Linked DNA regions of Homo sapiens: region 2 is linked to region 1. The links are chromatin loops, found by intact Hi-C in ENCODE. Cell type or tissue: PC-3. All regions are shown on one strand. Each heading gives the region's core, and the rest is flanking DNA. Links, peaks and the distances in the headings are about the cores only.

Region 1 (8,232 bases), core at 2,505-6,504:
TGTAAATATCCATAGATAAGTATTTATAAAATATATATATTGCTAACCTTATAGCATTCTTGAAATTAGTGTTAGTATGTCTATTTTATATTGTTCTGTTTTATAGAATGCTTGTCCTCAGAGAGTTTGAGTCACTTGTCATGGGTCACACAGGTAATAAACTGTTGTGAAAAATAAAGATTCATATTCAGTCCCTTCTGACTGTAAATGATGCCCTTTATCCACTGTGCCAAACTTAGAACCTGTAGTAAAGGATTAAGACTTCTATAAATTACTCTGAAACATCATTATAAAATGGAAACAAGGTCATGTGCCTGATGCTCATCTTTTGTACAATATAAATATAATAATAACAAAAAGGTTATTTAGAGCATACTTTTATTTGCTTACCTGATATTTATGTTTTATTACTCCTAACAGCCCTGTGAAATAGGCTTTGCAGCTGGTATTATCTATCTTGTACAGATGAACGAACGATTGCTTAGAGATAGAAAACACTTCACCTGAGGTCACCAGGCTAAGTAAATGGGTAAGTAAGAGGTGGTGGAAGATTCCCTGGCTCTCATCCCAGGGTTCCTTTCACACCACATTTCCCAAATATGGCTTCTTGTAATGATGTCTGCTTTCAGATTTATTTTTTATATCTCCACTCCTGTATCTTTGACTTGGAATGAAAATGCAGTCTATTCCACTTCTGGAATGCTTTAAATTATATTTAGAACTCCTTCCAGTTGGTTCCTGTAAGAAGGTCTCTATAAGAAGCATACATGTAATTACTGAGGCCATGCTGCTGGTACTGATCTTCTTACTGAATAAGAAGTTCCAGACAAGGTTATGGGTTTTAAATAACAGAACCAAACTCTAATTTAAGCAGAAGAAGAATGTTTTGAAAAGATACAAACATTTGGGGAGGATTAAGAACTAGACTCGAATCAGCCAGGAAGCACTGTAGTCTAATGAGTCAAGAATCAAGCCATAGTCATGCCTCAGAAACTGGCTAGGATGCGCTGGGACAGCACGGCCATGGGGCACTTCCTGCTCTCATCACTGTTCTCTATTCTCCATTGTTAGCACCAAGAATAATCTCTAAGTCTCCCTAAATCTCTGCAGCTCTCTTTCAAGGTTCTGAGTCTCAGATGAGTCCCACAAAGAAATCGTTTGTGTAACTCTAAGTCATTTGTCTTACTAAGACAGAATATCTACCCTCACTGACTTCCCCAGTATGATGGAGCACTGTTCCTAATAAGAACCAAACAGTAGGTCTTTGGGAGCCAGAAAACAACAAAAATTGTCCCTTACAGAACCAAAGAGTAAATTTGTACATCTGATAAAAATCCTTTTGTTTTTGTAGTAATTAAGCACCTGGAGCTTAATATTCAAGAAACTTATTCTCTTCCATCTTCCAACATAGATATACAAGCAAATAGACATTCTTTTAGCATATATCATATGTCCTTTAGCAAATTATCTCACTCGATTTGTGTGCATCCTCAATTATAAAATAAGTACCTTATTACTGGTCACTCCCTCCCAGGGAGGCTAAATAGATTTGTAGCAACAATGACTTTAAGCACTCAAAAATTCTTTAAAGAAAAATGCTCTAAGGCAGATGAAAAGTGTTCTCATATTATAGTTCTGACGCACAGAAGCTATTCTGTAAATGTTTTAGAGTTTCCGACTTAAAAATGTTTTTCATCAAGACAGATGAAACTTGCTTAGGAGAGTAAAAGAGGGTGCTATAAAATCCAGATGTGTGGAAATGCATGAAAAACTTCATTTGAAACCAAAAGTAAACCTCAGAGAAATTAGTAGTGATATGTTATTGGGCTCATGTACTACATGAGGGGGCATCTCACAAAACAAGGCTACTTGGCAGTGCTTCTCTTTCCATGCAATTATTGTGTTCTTGAATTCCAATTCTAATTTTGATGACTTGTCATCTACAAATATGCTGTTCTCTTAATTCGTGCAACTGTCATTAATGAATGCAATCAATGCAGGGTATTTTGCAAATTAAAAATACCATGATTTTTCTAAATGAAATAAAACTAATAAAATGCACATGTATCCCTTGGAAAAAATGGAGGACGTGAAAAAGGAAAAGGTTACAATGTATTATAAAACTGTAACTTGACTATGGAACAGATTTATGATCACATAAAATTTTTAAATAGCAAAAGAGCTTAGTCTCCTGTATATGACAGTCCTAGGACACTTACAATTTTATTTTAAAAAAATAAAAGGCTCTTCTTGAGCTACTGTGGCACCAAAGATGCCCTGAAACCTCAATAAAAGTCTATTTTTACACTTTTACATGGGAGAGAAAAGATTGAAAAGAATATATGGAGCATATAATACCAGAACCAACCTGCATATCTGAGCTGTAAATATCTTGAATAGATGTTCCTGAAAAGGGCACAGATGGAATTGTCAGTTACTGAAGTTGATTCAGGCAACACGCTACGGAGCTCCATTGGTAAGCATAAGTCCTTAAAATGTATGGTTGTATTTTGCATCTCATACTACCAAGATGTTGCCTGTCAATATTTTTTAGCTCAGAAGAGACATGAAATTGTCTTAATCAAAAAGCCATGTACCTTTCTCTAACATTGACTTTCTAACAAAGATGAACCATTATGAAGGGGATAACATAATGATAAAACTTTCCCTTCTTACAAAACACTTGTACATTTAAAGTAAGTTTGGTCTTAATAGGAGCAAAATAACTTGAACACAATTGATTTGAAGATATGGTCATGCTTGCTGGTGAAGGAACAAGGCCTGGAGCTTAAACCTTCAGCCACTCCCACAGAGTGGAGAAATATAGAGAAGTACAGACACTTAAGGATTCAAAGAAATAAAAGTTTCAAAATTTTCAAGAAGGACACTTTAGTACCACTAACACTCACAAGTTGAACAGATGGTCCATTAAAAGAAATTTAAGTGAGGCCTGAGTTGGAGTACAAGCAGTAAAATTGCAAACAGCTGGACTTCAGACTGAAAATGTTATCTGGATATCCAAATGGAAAGAACCTTGCTAAAAGAGTTGGGTAGAATATTACTGTCCTTGTGCTAATAAAGAAAATAGAGTGAAGAAAAAACTAGCAATGAATGTAAAACCTGATTTCTATTTAAACCTTTAATAACATTGATAACTTAAGTCTTTTTATATAAATTCAATCCATAAAAAGTATTGATGCAAAGTGACCTATGCCAAATTTCCTTTTTCATGTAATTCACAAAATGATGTACAAAACAGCATTATACAAATAACTATAATATAATGGCTTCATTACATGCTATAACAGAGGAATGAGGAACATAGAATTAAATCTCACTACAGGAATTAAGGAAAACTTAATTGAGTAGCCATTTGCTCTGGACTTTGAAAGATGAGTAGAATTTTCATAGATTTGATTATTATGTGGAAGAAATCTAGGTAGGGAAAAATAGTATGATCAAAGACATAGACACGAAAAATCTTTGGTATATTCTAACAAAAAACATTAGTAGAGTAATACTATGTAGATGTATCAGAATAGAAGGTGGGATGTGTAGTCAGAAATAGGTTCTCTATTAATCAGCATAGGTTAAGCCCCAATGGTAGCAATCTTTCAATCCTGTGTTAATGAGTTTACCTAGAGAGAATACACTCATTAACACAGCTTTGAAATAGGAAGCCATTGTAGAAATTTGAGTTGATAGTTTGTGTAATTTGTATCTAAAATATGTCAAATGACCAAACATATTGTGCTAAACTAAAAAGAAAATGTGCTATATACTAGGTGTGAGGTTCAAAACAAAGTTTTTTTTGTTTGTTTGTTTCTAATCACCTAGTGCCATAACAACCACACTAGGACAAGTATTGTTAATTATGTTGAGCAGCGGAGGGAACCCAGAGGGTCAGAGAAGTCAGTAGCACATCCATTCATTGTCAGTTAGCTGGCATGTAGCTAAGCCAAGGCTCAAATTCAGATTCATCTCCCTATGAAGACTGTGTTCCATATCATGGGTCAGGTTTTCCTCTAAAGAAGTTGAGAGAAAGTGTAACAACGCCGTGAAGATCATTTGGGGGACAGGATCTCAATACCCTGGTTGGTGGCCCCATTGTCTCTAGTGGCTAATAAACTATAACCAGGGGAATATTCTTCTTAATAGCACTTGTGCAGTTTCACGTAGTATAGGAAGCTCTGAGTCACTTGCTTATGGGGAATGGGTAAATATTTATCTAGTTTCCACAGGAAAACACAATTACACACTTGAATAATAGTGGGAATTATAACAACTCTTCCAATGTGCTACATGAAGCTCAATGGAATGACTGGACTTTATGACTGTTCTCTTTTCATTCTAGGGGAAACAAAATCCTTCTTGCTTCGTAACATTTCACAATCAGTACAATAAAATAAAATAAGAAAACATAGCAAACTCTATATCTGCATTTCTATATTTGTGATAGATTAGTAAGCTATTCTTTCTTAAGTGCTCTAAAAAAGCATAAATTTCAATTTATGTATTTTCAGAAATCTTGGCCTTAATTGTCGAAATATTTCATCTTGAGGATAAACAGTTCTTTACTTGTCTCTTTCCAACAGATAGGGCTAAACAGAAAACCACAGCAGGGAAAGAACATACACTGAGATAGAAAAATTAGATCATTAAAAATATGTCAAATAACAACAATTTAAAAGTAGCTCTTAGCTGAGATGGCATTTCTTTGCATTTCAGCAACAATAAATCCTGAACACAGATTTCTAAATATGTGTGCCTATACTCCTTGCAATTGTGTGTATTTATACATAGTGACTATTTTTCCTTCCTCCCTCCCTCCTTCCTTCCTCCCTCCCTCCTTCCTTCCTTCCACCCTCCATACGTACCTTTTTCCTTCCTTCCCTCCCTCCCTCCCTCCCTCCCTCCCTCCCTTCCTTCCTTCCTTCTTCCCTCCCTCCCTCCCTCCCTTCCTTCCTTCCACCCTCCATACGTACCTTTTTCCTTCCTTCCCTCCCTCCCTCCCTCCCTTCCTTCTTCCCTCCCTTCCTTCCTTCCTTCCTTCTTCCCTCCCTCCCTCCCTCCCTTCCTTCCTTCCTTCTTCCCTCCCTCCCTCCCTTCCTTCCTCCCTTCCTTCCTTCCTTCTTCCCTCCCTCCCTCCCTTCCTTCCTCCCTCCCTTCCTTCCTTCTTCCCTCCCTCCCTTCTTCCCTCCCTTCCTTCCTTCCTTCCTTCTTCCCTCCCTCCCTCCCTTCTTTCCTTCCTTCCTTCCTTCCTTCCATGACATCATCCAGTGGTACAGTGTCCTTCCACTTATTTTTCTTTTCAGGGTGACGGTGGCTCATCTTCAACAGATTAACATTTCATTTCTCTCTAAATTCTATTGGTAGGGAAAACTCATTCATTTGCCAGAGATTGGATGATTAACATGACCTCGTGATTAAAAAGAATGTATCTTTGTGTTTTTACATTGAGAAGCTTGGAAAAGTGGGAATTTTCTGTTTCTTTTCTCTTTCTCCCCTTTTATCAACATGACCTAGTAGGTATAATATAATGACTTCTCATGTTTAAAATAAAGTATAAACCTATTACCATGACCTCACAAGGCCTACATGATCTGGCCATACTTTTCTTTCTGATCTCAACTCTTTTTTTCTTCCCTTCTTTTCTGTTCCTTCTGCCTGCCAAGCATATATCTGTGGACACATAAGTGTGAATATACCATTATCTCTGCTTGCCCCACTTTTACCTGAGTAAGAAGTTGCCAACAATGACTGAACGTTAGAATCACCCGGGGAACTATTAACAATACAAATGCCCAAGCCCCATTTCTAGACATTTTTATTTAAATGGTTTTTAAAGGGGCCTATGCACTAGTTTTTAAAAAAGTCTCCCAGGTAATGCTTATGTACACTCAGGGTTGAGAACTACTACACTATATTTTCAAATGATGGGGATTAGGTCTCTACTCAGATGACTTCCCATGGAGACCTTTCTTACGTCCATGTAAAGAAGCCTCATGATATTATCACTATTAGAAATCACACCATTTTTGTTTGTTTGTTTACCAACCATTTCTCTCACTAGATTATTAGCTCCATAAAAGCAGGGACTGGCTGGGTGCAGTGGCTCAACCCTGTAATCCCAGCACTTTGGGAGGCCAAGGCAGGTGGATCACCTGAGGTCGGGAGTTTGAGACCAGCCTGGCCAACATGATGAAACACTGTCTCTACTAAAAAAAACTACAAAAAAATTAACCAGGCGTGGTGGTGGATGCCTGTAATACCAGCTACTAGGGAAGCTGTGACAGGAGAAGCACTTGAACCCAGGAAGCAGAAGTTGCAGTAAGCCAAGATCACGCCACTGCACTCCACCCTGGGCAACAAGAGTGAACCTCTGTCTGAAAAAAAACAAAACAAACAAACAAACAAAAAAACCCAAGGACTTTGTATGTCTTGTTCATCATTTTCTCCCAGCCCAACAGATATTCAGTGAATATCTATTCAACAAATGAACATCTGGCTGATAAGGTAAAACCAAAGAATGTGAGAAACATTTATGAATTTATCAAAATACATTTTTACATATAATATAGATGCATTACAATATATGAATGCATACATTGTCTCAAATACCTAGGCCTTACTAGCCTAGAGGCACAAATGGGATCACAACAGGACTAATATCCAGTTTCTAATTTTGCTTTTGTCTTTATTTTTGTTTGGTTATTAACCAACAAACTTTCAGGTAGACTAGGTCCTTGAAAAATTCCCGAAAGCATTTTGAAGTTTTACATATTGTCTTGAACCATTCTGTGAATGAGTGTGTTTGTCTGCTGCGTGCTCCCTTTCTGCTCGTAGCCTACCATCGCTATGCCAGCACTTAAAGGACCCCTCTGAAAATGACCTGACTGGTACCATCCTTCCTCCTGTGTTCCATTAGAATGATTGCTATCCAGGTCCAGGTGCCCTTTCCTGATGCTCCTAAAGCAGCCAGACCCCTTCTCACATTCCTTTTCTAATGCCAGAGAAGTGCTGTGTTTTGTGCAGAGATAGAGAAGATGACCCTCTTCTTCCTTGGTTCAAATATGAGCTTCTAGAAAACCTAATCTCTGCCCTGATGTCACACAAAGTCCCACCTGAAAAGAAGCTCCTCAGTCTTCTGCATATACACTTTTTTTTCTACCTATAAGATTAAAAAAAAAGTTTAGTGGCTGACAGGGATCACATAGGATGTCGTCCTCCAGTTCCCCACTTCTTTCTCTTTCTGCAGAACAAAAGAGTCCACCTCATAGGACCTCTTCTCTATGCATCATATGTACAGTCTCTGAGGTTGAGGCACAATAGTTCCACTAGTCTAATATTAGTTTCAGCTAATTTACACATGCAAACACTGATATATAAATATAAACATATGCATACACACAGGTATGTATATGTGTGTGTATGTGTGTACACATACATATATATTATATATATATAATGTAAATTCAGATTTACAGTTTTGAGACCTACCTGGATCTGCCTTCTACCAGCAGTATAAATTTGGGCAAGTCATTTTGTCTCTTGGAACATCAATTTCTTCATCTGTAAATGGGGAATTTTAGTAGATTCATAGTATTTACAAGTTTTATGTTCACGATGTCAACTCTGTGCAAGTGACCATGAAGGACCATGACATGTGGTGATTTGTAATTTTACTCAGGCATGAAATTGAGGTTCATGTAGTAAGGGGCTGTTGTACAGAAATGAGCCAGTGTGCTGGGGCATGAGCCTTGTTAACTGCCGGGCAGGCACCACATGGTTTGTTGTTTTCTTCTGGACCTGCATACACAATAACCCTCATGGAGCAATTAAAAAAGAAGGGTGGCTTGCGAGTAGAAGAAAAAAGCTGCTGGTGTCGCAGGGATAGAAATAATAAACATACATGGAGATGTTCAATCTAATATCTTACAGTGAAAGACAGAAGTCTTCAACAATTTTTCCCCATGTATGCCCTAAAAGAACATTTACAAATTATGTGCCCTTTCACAAATGTTTAAGTTGACATCTAAAATCTTTTGTCTTAATTTTAACTACTTATAAATGATATAATTTCTGGCATGACATAAATATTGGCAATTTAAAATAAAATTTTTACATCATTCTTAAATTGGTTCCAAAGAATCCATATATCGTAGTGATTTGAGAGCCACCATTATCCATTAAAAAAATACATGAACAAGCACTTTTTAGGAGAAACATCAA
Region 2 (8,232 bases), core at 2,591-6,590, 520 kb before region 1:
CAGACTGCGGTTCCCACATTGGTCTTGAGTAGTGGATGGCTCCACTAAAACACTAGGTTTCATGGGTTTCACCTGTTTTCTGGTAGTTAATTTAAGGAGATGGTGCACTAAGACAACTTAGATGGAAAAAATAAATAGCAGCATAAAAAGCAAACTGTGATTGTATAGAACTGTGAGATAATATTCAACTTCGTTTCATTTATTTATTTATTTATTTAGTGACAGAGCGTCGCTCTATTGCCCAGGCTGGAGTGCAGTGGCACGATCTCACTGCAACCTCCGCCTCCTAGGTTCAAGTGATCCTCCTGCCTCATCCTCCTGAGTAGTTGGGATTACAGGCACCTGCCACCACTCCCTGCTAATTTTTGTATTTTTAATAGAGATGGGGTTTCACCATGTTGGCCAGGCTGCTCTTGAACTCCTGACCTCAAGTGATCTGCCCACCTTGTCCTCCCAAAGTGCTGGGATTACAGGTATGAGCCACTGCACCCGGCCTCAACTTGATTTTAATGTGTGGGTGAGAAATATATGTTCTCATGTACTCAGTTTTGGTTTAAGTGTATAAATGGACTTACACGTGACACAGGTTGGAAAGAAGCAGAACACTTTAGGCAACAAGGCACTTGATGAAGCACCATGGTACTCTAAGACCTTCTCCACTTTGTCCACATCCCACCTTCCTTTCATGATGCAGCTCTCATTCCACCTCCTTCCTGAAATCTCTCCTGACCTCTTCATTCTAATTAACATACCTTTCTCCGGACATCCAGAGCATCTCATCTTGCCTTTCCTAAGGTACTTTTTCCCAACACCTTCCACCTGGTTTAATACCTATCTGTATATATCTTCTCCTCCTCCCCACCACTATATATTATGCCCCACATGCGCAGAGTCTGTGTATCTACATCTTTGTCTCTTTACATGGTGTCTGGCACAGCACCTTCTTCAGAGTGGGTTTTCAATATGTGATTATTGAAAAGTAAATGAGCAAGATGGCCATGACAAAGCAAAGGAGTAATAAACAACTTCTTCCTAAGAGACGAAAGATATACAATGTTTTGCTTTGTGAATACACAGCCATGCAGGTCTAGAGAGAAATGCAATGTACGTTTATTTTTGTTGTGTTTATTTGTTCTTAGTCAAGGTGTCTAATCTACTATGCTGTTTCCTTATGCACAGATGGAAACTTATCATGCATAGGAGACTCTGAAGGAAATAATTTTTGTTTAAACTTTGCCTTAGAAACTTCAAGGGAATTCAGAACAGGATTTCTTTAATGATCTGGCTGTATTATATTACCGATTACCAAGCTGAAAAATGCTTGGCAGAACTTTTGGCTTCTGAGGTTTTGGATGTCTTCCAGGTAATCTGCCTCGGAATTTTGAAATACAAATAAATGAGTTCCAGTTCAAATTTTAAAAAATCTGAGCTGCTAGGCCTTTGTTTACCTTCCATCTGAACATTTTGGTACAGATATACCAACCAAGCAGAAAGAAGATAATCAGTCGACATTTCTGAGGTTATTAGTGGCCTTGGTTTAAAAGAACAAAATGAGAGTAAATGGTTTAAAACTTCATCATGTTTCTTCCTAGTAACTGGCTTCTGGTGTTGGCATTTATTTTCCAGGATGTTTTCTCCCAGTTTTTATTTGGGAGAGGAGGACGAGGGTGTTCTTTGCTGCTTTGTTTCTCCCAGAGGGAAGATTCTGAATGTTCCTTTGTTAAACGTTACACACGTAGCTTTTGTTTTACTTTCTTGTCTGGTAGCCAAGTATTTTTCAAGTCACTCAACATTCTACTGAGGCATGCTAGTCCACTGAATATGATTATAAAGGAAAGCCTAACATGACCTAAAAAGAGGGAGGACGGAGAGCTTTGGCTGTTGTGAGCACCACAGCTAATGAAGAAGCAGGATAATTTGCATGAGCGATATCCCTTCAGTTATTTCTGTAAATCTCAGAGCCAGTTCCTGTCAAGTTGTGAGGAAACAAACATTTTTTATTAAGGAATAAAAAGATAGGCCAGGCCCAGTGGCTCACACCTGTAATCCCAGCACTTTGAGAGGCTGAGGCGGGCAGATAGCGAGGTCAGGAGTTTGAGACCAGCCTGGCTAACATGGTGAAACCCCGTCTCTACTAAAAATACAAAAATTAGCCGGGCATGGTGGTGGGTGCCTGTAATCCCAGCTACTTGGGAGGCTGAGGCAGGAGAATCGCTTGAACCCGGGAGGCGGAGGTTGCAGTGAGCGGAGATAGCGCCATTGCACTCCAGCATGGGCAATAGAGTAAGACTCTGTCTGAAAAAAAAAAAAGAGAATAAAAAGAGAAAGAAGGAAAGCCCTTACTTCCACCCCCTAAACACACATGCGCACATTCCACGCACACATATATGTGTGTACATGCTCGGAAGTGAAGTGGTTTTTGTAGGATTTCGTGGCTATAACACCGTCGTTTATGTTCTGGGAGGCTGGGGTGAGTCAGCAAGTATTCTGAAAGGGAAAGACATGGTGGGGAGGATAAAACGGCTCTTCATTTTAAGAAATCCCTCTTATCAAGCCTACTATTAACTTGTTTCTTTGGCAACTACTATGCATTTGCTACGGAAATATATCCCCAGAATAAAATTTCCATGGAAGGAAAATAATAGCATCAAATTTTTCCTCCAAAGTTTCCGATACAATGAAATTTATTTGTCCTTAACTTTGGATTGGTGGAAGAAGACCAATACCTCTCACAATACAATTCAAAGACATGAGATGAAAACAATCTTTCTCACTTTACAATTTTGGATGACATGTTTTATTTAAAAACTTTTCGTTTCTGTGGGAGGTTTTTACAGGAAACTATCTTTAGTATTTCATATGACCATTGTCATTTGAAGATGATGCTGAACTTGTCTTCCCACTTGTAAGCTCTTCTTACAGACCAGCATGAAACAAGCAGCTTAGCCCATCAGCTAATGCCCAAACTGAGACTGGGCTGGCAGGACAGGTGGACAAGCCACCTGAAGCCTAGAAATGACCTGACCTCTCTACTCTGGTAGGTTCTGAGACAGCCACTTAGCTCTAGTTTCACCAGCATTCTTTTCGATATCTTGGAATAGAATAGGCCCTGAGAAAACTGTGAAACAAACAAAAATAATTTTTTTCCAGGAATATTTTATTCTGCCTCCTGCCTTCTTCCCTTCACCAGGTTCCTAGTTTCTTTACCTGTTCCTGGCCCTGCAAAGCCCTCATGTGTCACTGTTCTGGGTGAGAATCTTCTCTCTAAAGCATTTGAGACCCTTGCTCTTCCCTTTACCACCGCATCTCCAGACCCTAATTCCTTCCCTAGTGAAGACTTAGCATTAGATGGTGATGATATGAAAATAGGAGCAACTAACATTTGTCACATTCTTTCTTTGTTTATGGCCTTCGCTAAGCCTGGTAGCTGACCTGTCTCATTTAATTACTACAACCATCTTATAAGCTCTATAGAATTTTGAATTCCAGTTTTATTTCTGAGAGACAGAGGCACAGAAGCAAGAGTCACTCAGTTACTACACGGGAAACGTGGATTTTAATCTGGGTTAAGTAGCATTCTAGTTGAAGAGTATACAGTGGCAAGTGTGAGACAACCTGAGCATTTAAAAATGACTATGAATATATAAAACTCCGCAAGTACATAACTAGAAAAGAGAATGTCTTCCAAAACAAAACTCATTTGCCATCACTGGAGGTGATTATTACATGAATTGGTTATTCTGAGAATTGAGAATTAAAAATAATTAAAGATTTAATGTCTTTCTAGAAGATACTGAATTTCAGCATAACTAAATAGTTCTACTTGATGAAGGAAAACTTTTCTTTATTGAAGAATGTCAGCTGTGAATGTAGATGCAATAATACGGTCAGAAAGTCACCATTTTGCAGCCCTTGATAGGATGGAAATTCAAATAAGAACCTTTGACAGATGCTGAAACCACTAAAAGAAAGGTGGACAGGGACCATTGTGACAGACTTCCCCAGATGATTGCCAATTGAGTGTTGGGGCGGGGGCATAACTCTGCAGCAGAGGCATCTGTCCATCATCATCCGATGCTATGATGCTCTTGACACTGCTGTTGATGCAATGGCCAGTTACTGTGAAGATCCAAATGTGGTACAATATGAAGTTGCAATATCATCTATGAAGCATTCTTGCTGAAAGTGAATCTACTCAAGCCTTTAGTTAAAGTTTCCACTTCATAAGAAACACAGAAACTAGAGGAAAAACTTAATCAGCACCACAAGGAAATAAACAAATCCAGAAGGCAGATCATTCTATAGACTGATCTTGATTCCTTAGCAATTAATGTCATGGTACAAAAAGGGAGTAGGAAGGAGGTGTTTTAGAATTATATAATTAGCAAATGTTATTCATGATTTTTCGCAGGATACTAGTTTGAACAAACCAACTGTAGAAAAGATACTTTTGGAACAATTACAGAATTTTGAATATGGTATTAGGGAATTGGTAATATATTTTATCAGGTGTGATAATGCTATTGTGATTATGTAAAAAAAATCCATCTTTAGAGATGCACGCTGAAGTATTAAGGAGTAAAATACTATGACATGTTAACTTATTTTAAAGTATTTCAACAAAAACTGAAGCAAATATAGCAAAATGTCAATAGTCGTTAAATCTAGGTGATGACATGGAAGTAGGAATTTTTGAAAATTTTACAATTAAAACATATAAGAATGAAAAAAAAAAAAAAAAGAGTGGATTGGTCTCAATACAGAGAGCTCTGGATTGCAGTCCCAGCTCTAACCACTTACTTTTTGTAGGGTTTGGGCAAGTCGCTTCACCTCAGTACCTTCCTCTGCAAAAAGGTGGCAATAGCAGTGTTTGCTTCCTAGAATTGTTGTGGGAAAAAATGAGTTAACACAAGTAAGGAGCTCAGAACAATGATTGGCATGTAGTAAGCTTTCAACAAATGTTTGCTATAATTGTTTCATGTAGGAGGAGTCAGATGGAATTAGGTTTAAATCCTGGCTCTGTCTTTTATTAGCTATGCTGCCTTGGGTTGTTTGCTTAACCTCACTAAAACTCAGTTTTCAGTGGAAGTAATAATACTGCTAGGGTTGTGGTGGGATTAATAACCTAGCATATATAAAGTCACTAGCATATAGTAACCACTTAATAGATAGTGGCTTTGACTATCAGTGCTGTCAGATAGCTGTAATTTTTATGAGGCCTTCAATGCCCTACACCAACGCGCAGCTAAAACTGGAGTGTCCTGGCACTGTAGTTGTACAGGAGAACGCTGATAGATCTGCAAAGGGAGTGTGGGGAAGCCTCTGTGGTCTCCACTCATGTCAAGACAAACATCATGCCATATAGGTGGCTCCTCACTCTGTGTGTTTGGCAGAGGCCTTGCTTTAAGGATGGTTGGAGACAGCACATAGGGCAGGTACAGGAGAAGATCTGGGCTTTTTCAGGGTACAGAATGTGGATAAGACCCAGAAGAAAGGAAAAGAGATGGGGAACTAGGGAGTCTGGCTCATGTTTGTTTCCACCTTAACTTCTCTTGGAAGTTTGAAATAGTCCATGAAAGTGAAAGCACTTTTCATCACAGTCATCAACTGCTATAGGCATTTGCAGCCTGCAAATAGATTAATTTCACTGGATGTTAATTTCACTGTGAGGCTTTAGCCAGCACTACTGTTTCTCAACACATAGCCTTACCTGGAACATGTAGTGTTGCCATGTGCCCAGGGAGATAATTTAGGGACTAATAGGCCTTGAAAGAGAACGCGGCCACAGAAGATAGCATTTCTAATACTTGACTCTAGTGATTATATAGATTTTTAATGGCATCAATGGGGCAATGTGAAAATCTATCATTTTCTTCTTCTTTTTTTGACAGTGTAAAGAGGTGTTTTCGTTTTAACTGTGTGTGTGTAACATTAGGCAAAATTATTTAAAGTCAATAGATTTTTATTCAAGGAATTCCATGTTGTAAGTTCTTCCACTGTCCATCGAGGTCACTTTAGATCCTCTAAAGAGCTGGAGTCAAAATTTATCTTCAAAAGATTTATCTTCAAGTTAGCCCTTTTTAATGAAACTGATGCTTATTTTAATGCAGTTGTCCTGTCAGGCCATAATTCTTTGATTTTTGGCATCTGTCGTCATCTCCTTTTAATATGGCTATACTGATGAAGATTTCAAAATTTACCTTTGGAAAAATCAAGAATCTTTAAGATCTAATTTCTTCAACCAATTTACTTTAGGGTCATTTTTAGTGTAGGTGGATCTGCCTAGTTCTCAATGTGACACCCTCTCTAAACCTGAGTGAGTTCAAATCATATTCATTCCTAAGCGATCACACTCAAGAATAGTGCAGAGTGTGGAATATGCCAATACATAAGGTAAAAAAGTAAATTATCAGGTCTTTCATATATTTAGTAACAGTCTTTTTCATACTTGTAGCAACTGTCTTGTAGTTCCCACAGATCTAACAAGAGTCCTGTGAGTAAAGTAAAACCACAGAGTTAACTCTATGAGGCGTTTCCAATGATGTGCAGCCTACAGAAAAGTCCCATCGGGAAAGACCTCAAAAAATGTATCATTTCCTTTTGCACTCTGAGCCTCTCTATTTTTCATCTTCTGTCTTAACAGCTATCTTTTTGTTTCTACTTTAGACACTAAGAGACTTCTGGTCTACCTCTTTTCTCATTATTAAGTTCGGCTTATAGGAAAATGTGTACGCCTAGGCATTTACATAAAATCAAAGGCCTGAACACAGATCAAAGGATATGCATGAGTAACGGCGAGTAAACAGTTAAGAACAAACAAATCTAATCTAACAGGCCTTTATGGCTCTTGAGATGAATGTATGCCCAAGTTCACCAACATTGTTGTTTTTGTCTCCCTGGGCACAGGGAGACACCACGTGTTCCAGGTAAGGCTATGCAGTGGCATTCTGGCCAATTGGATATGAGCTGGAGCAACACGTGCCACTTGCAGAAATAACCTACATACGCTTCCTTTGTGTGGTCATCACGTTCTCTTTTCTGCCTTTTTTCTCATTAGCTACCTTGAAAGAACTTTAAGGGCCAATATGAGGGTGGAGCCACAAGATTGAAGGTGCCTGGGTTCATGAATGAATGTGGAACAGAGTCCCTCCATCCTCCCACACTGCGCTGTGACATGAGCAAGAAATAACAGTTTCACTATGTCAAGCTGCTGCAACTGGGGAGTTGTTTGTTATAGAAGTTAGACTACATCGAAATAATATATTCCTTTTGACTGACTTTCTTTGCAGCTGCCAAGGATAGCAGAGATGTCCTCTGCTTTCTAAATTACATGTTTGTTGATATTTTTACGATCAGGGACTTTTTAAGTAAAGAAACCAAGAAGCTTGTTCACTAGGCTTCAGTCACCTCACATGGAAGTCAGTACCTTCCTGTATAAACACTAGGGTCTGAACATTTGTTACCTTATTTAATCTGAGTACTCTCTTTGTGAGGATCTTGAGGGATGAGGAAACTGGGGCTTAGAGAGGTTAAATGACTTGGACAAGTTTCCACAGCCGGTGTTTTCTTCAGATCCAGGATTCAAATGAACATTTTTTGTTTTTACTTCAAAGACCTTGATCTTTTCACTACAACATACTCCTTTCTAAGAAAAGAATAGTCGGGAAAGAGACAGAATGCAGAGGGAGTGCATAAGGAATTTCTGGAGAGATAGCAAAACCTCCACAAAAGCTGACTACCAGTTTTAGTTCAGAAACTTACAAGACAATAGACCATAAAACAAAAAGGTAAAAAGGAAAGAGAATAATCATGAATCCCGATCATAAGATTGGGTTGCTGGGATCCCATATTCAAAACTTAGTTCAAAAATTTTTAGTGTTCCTCTAATCAGTTATTTAGGTTTAATTTAAATTGTTTAACAAAATGTTATTATTTACTCAGAATCTCTGAGTTTATTATACTCAAATAAGTGTCTTTTTTTTTTAACTTTGATTTTAAGTTCAGGGGTACATGTGCAGGATGTGCAGGTTTTTTCCATAGGTAAACATGTGCCATGGGGGTTTGTTGTGTAGATTATTTCATCACCCAGGTATTAAGCCTAGTATCCATCAGTTATTTTTCCTGATCCTCTCCCTGCTCCCACCCTCCACCCTCCGGTAGGCCCCAGTGTGTGTTGTTCCCCGCTGTGTGTCCATGTGTTCTCATCACTCAAATAAATTTCTTTTTATTTCA

The links. Peaks named below come from ENCODE experiments on the same cell type or tissue, not always from the same donor. Only the 100,000 strongest peaks of a DNase experiment are listed, where the experiment ranks them.
Region 2: it touches region 1 in a loop (2.5-fold over the local background); 3 of 110 quality-filtered maps call a loop at or near these places.

Annotation. Positions count from the first base shown.
Region 1 is chr3:178,136,369-178,144,600 of GRCh38, forward strand. No RefSeq gene overlaps it. Among named protein-coding and RNA genes, the nearest start is that of LINC01014, 280 kb to the right of the region's middle. In PC-3, for the core only: no CTCF peak of the experiment used is centred there; a DNase peak (open chromatin) is centred at 4,253; H3K27ac peaks cover 883 bases.
Region 2 is chr3:177,617,827-177,626,058 of GRCh38, forward strand. All of the region lies in intron 2 of LINC00578 (long intergenic non-protein coding RNA 578), which reads left to right. It overlaps LOC124900562 (small nucleolar RNA SNORA18), which reads right to left and starts at 6,583; the gene lies at 6,456-6,583. In PC-3, for the core only: a CTCF peak has its summit at 4,891; no DNase peak of the experiment used is centred there; H3K27ac peaks cover 1,131 bases.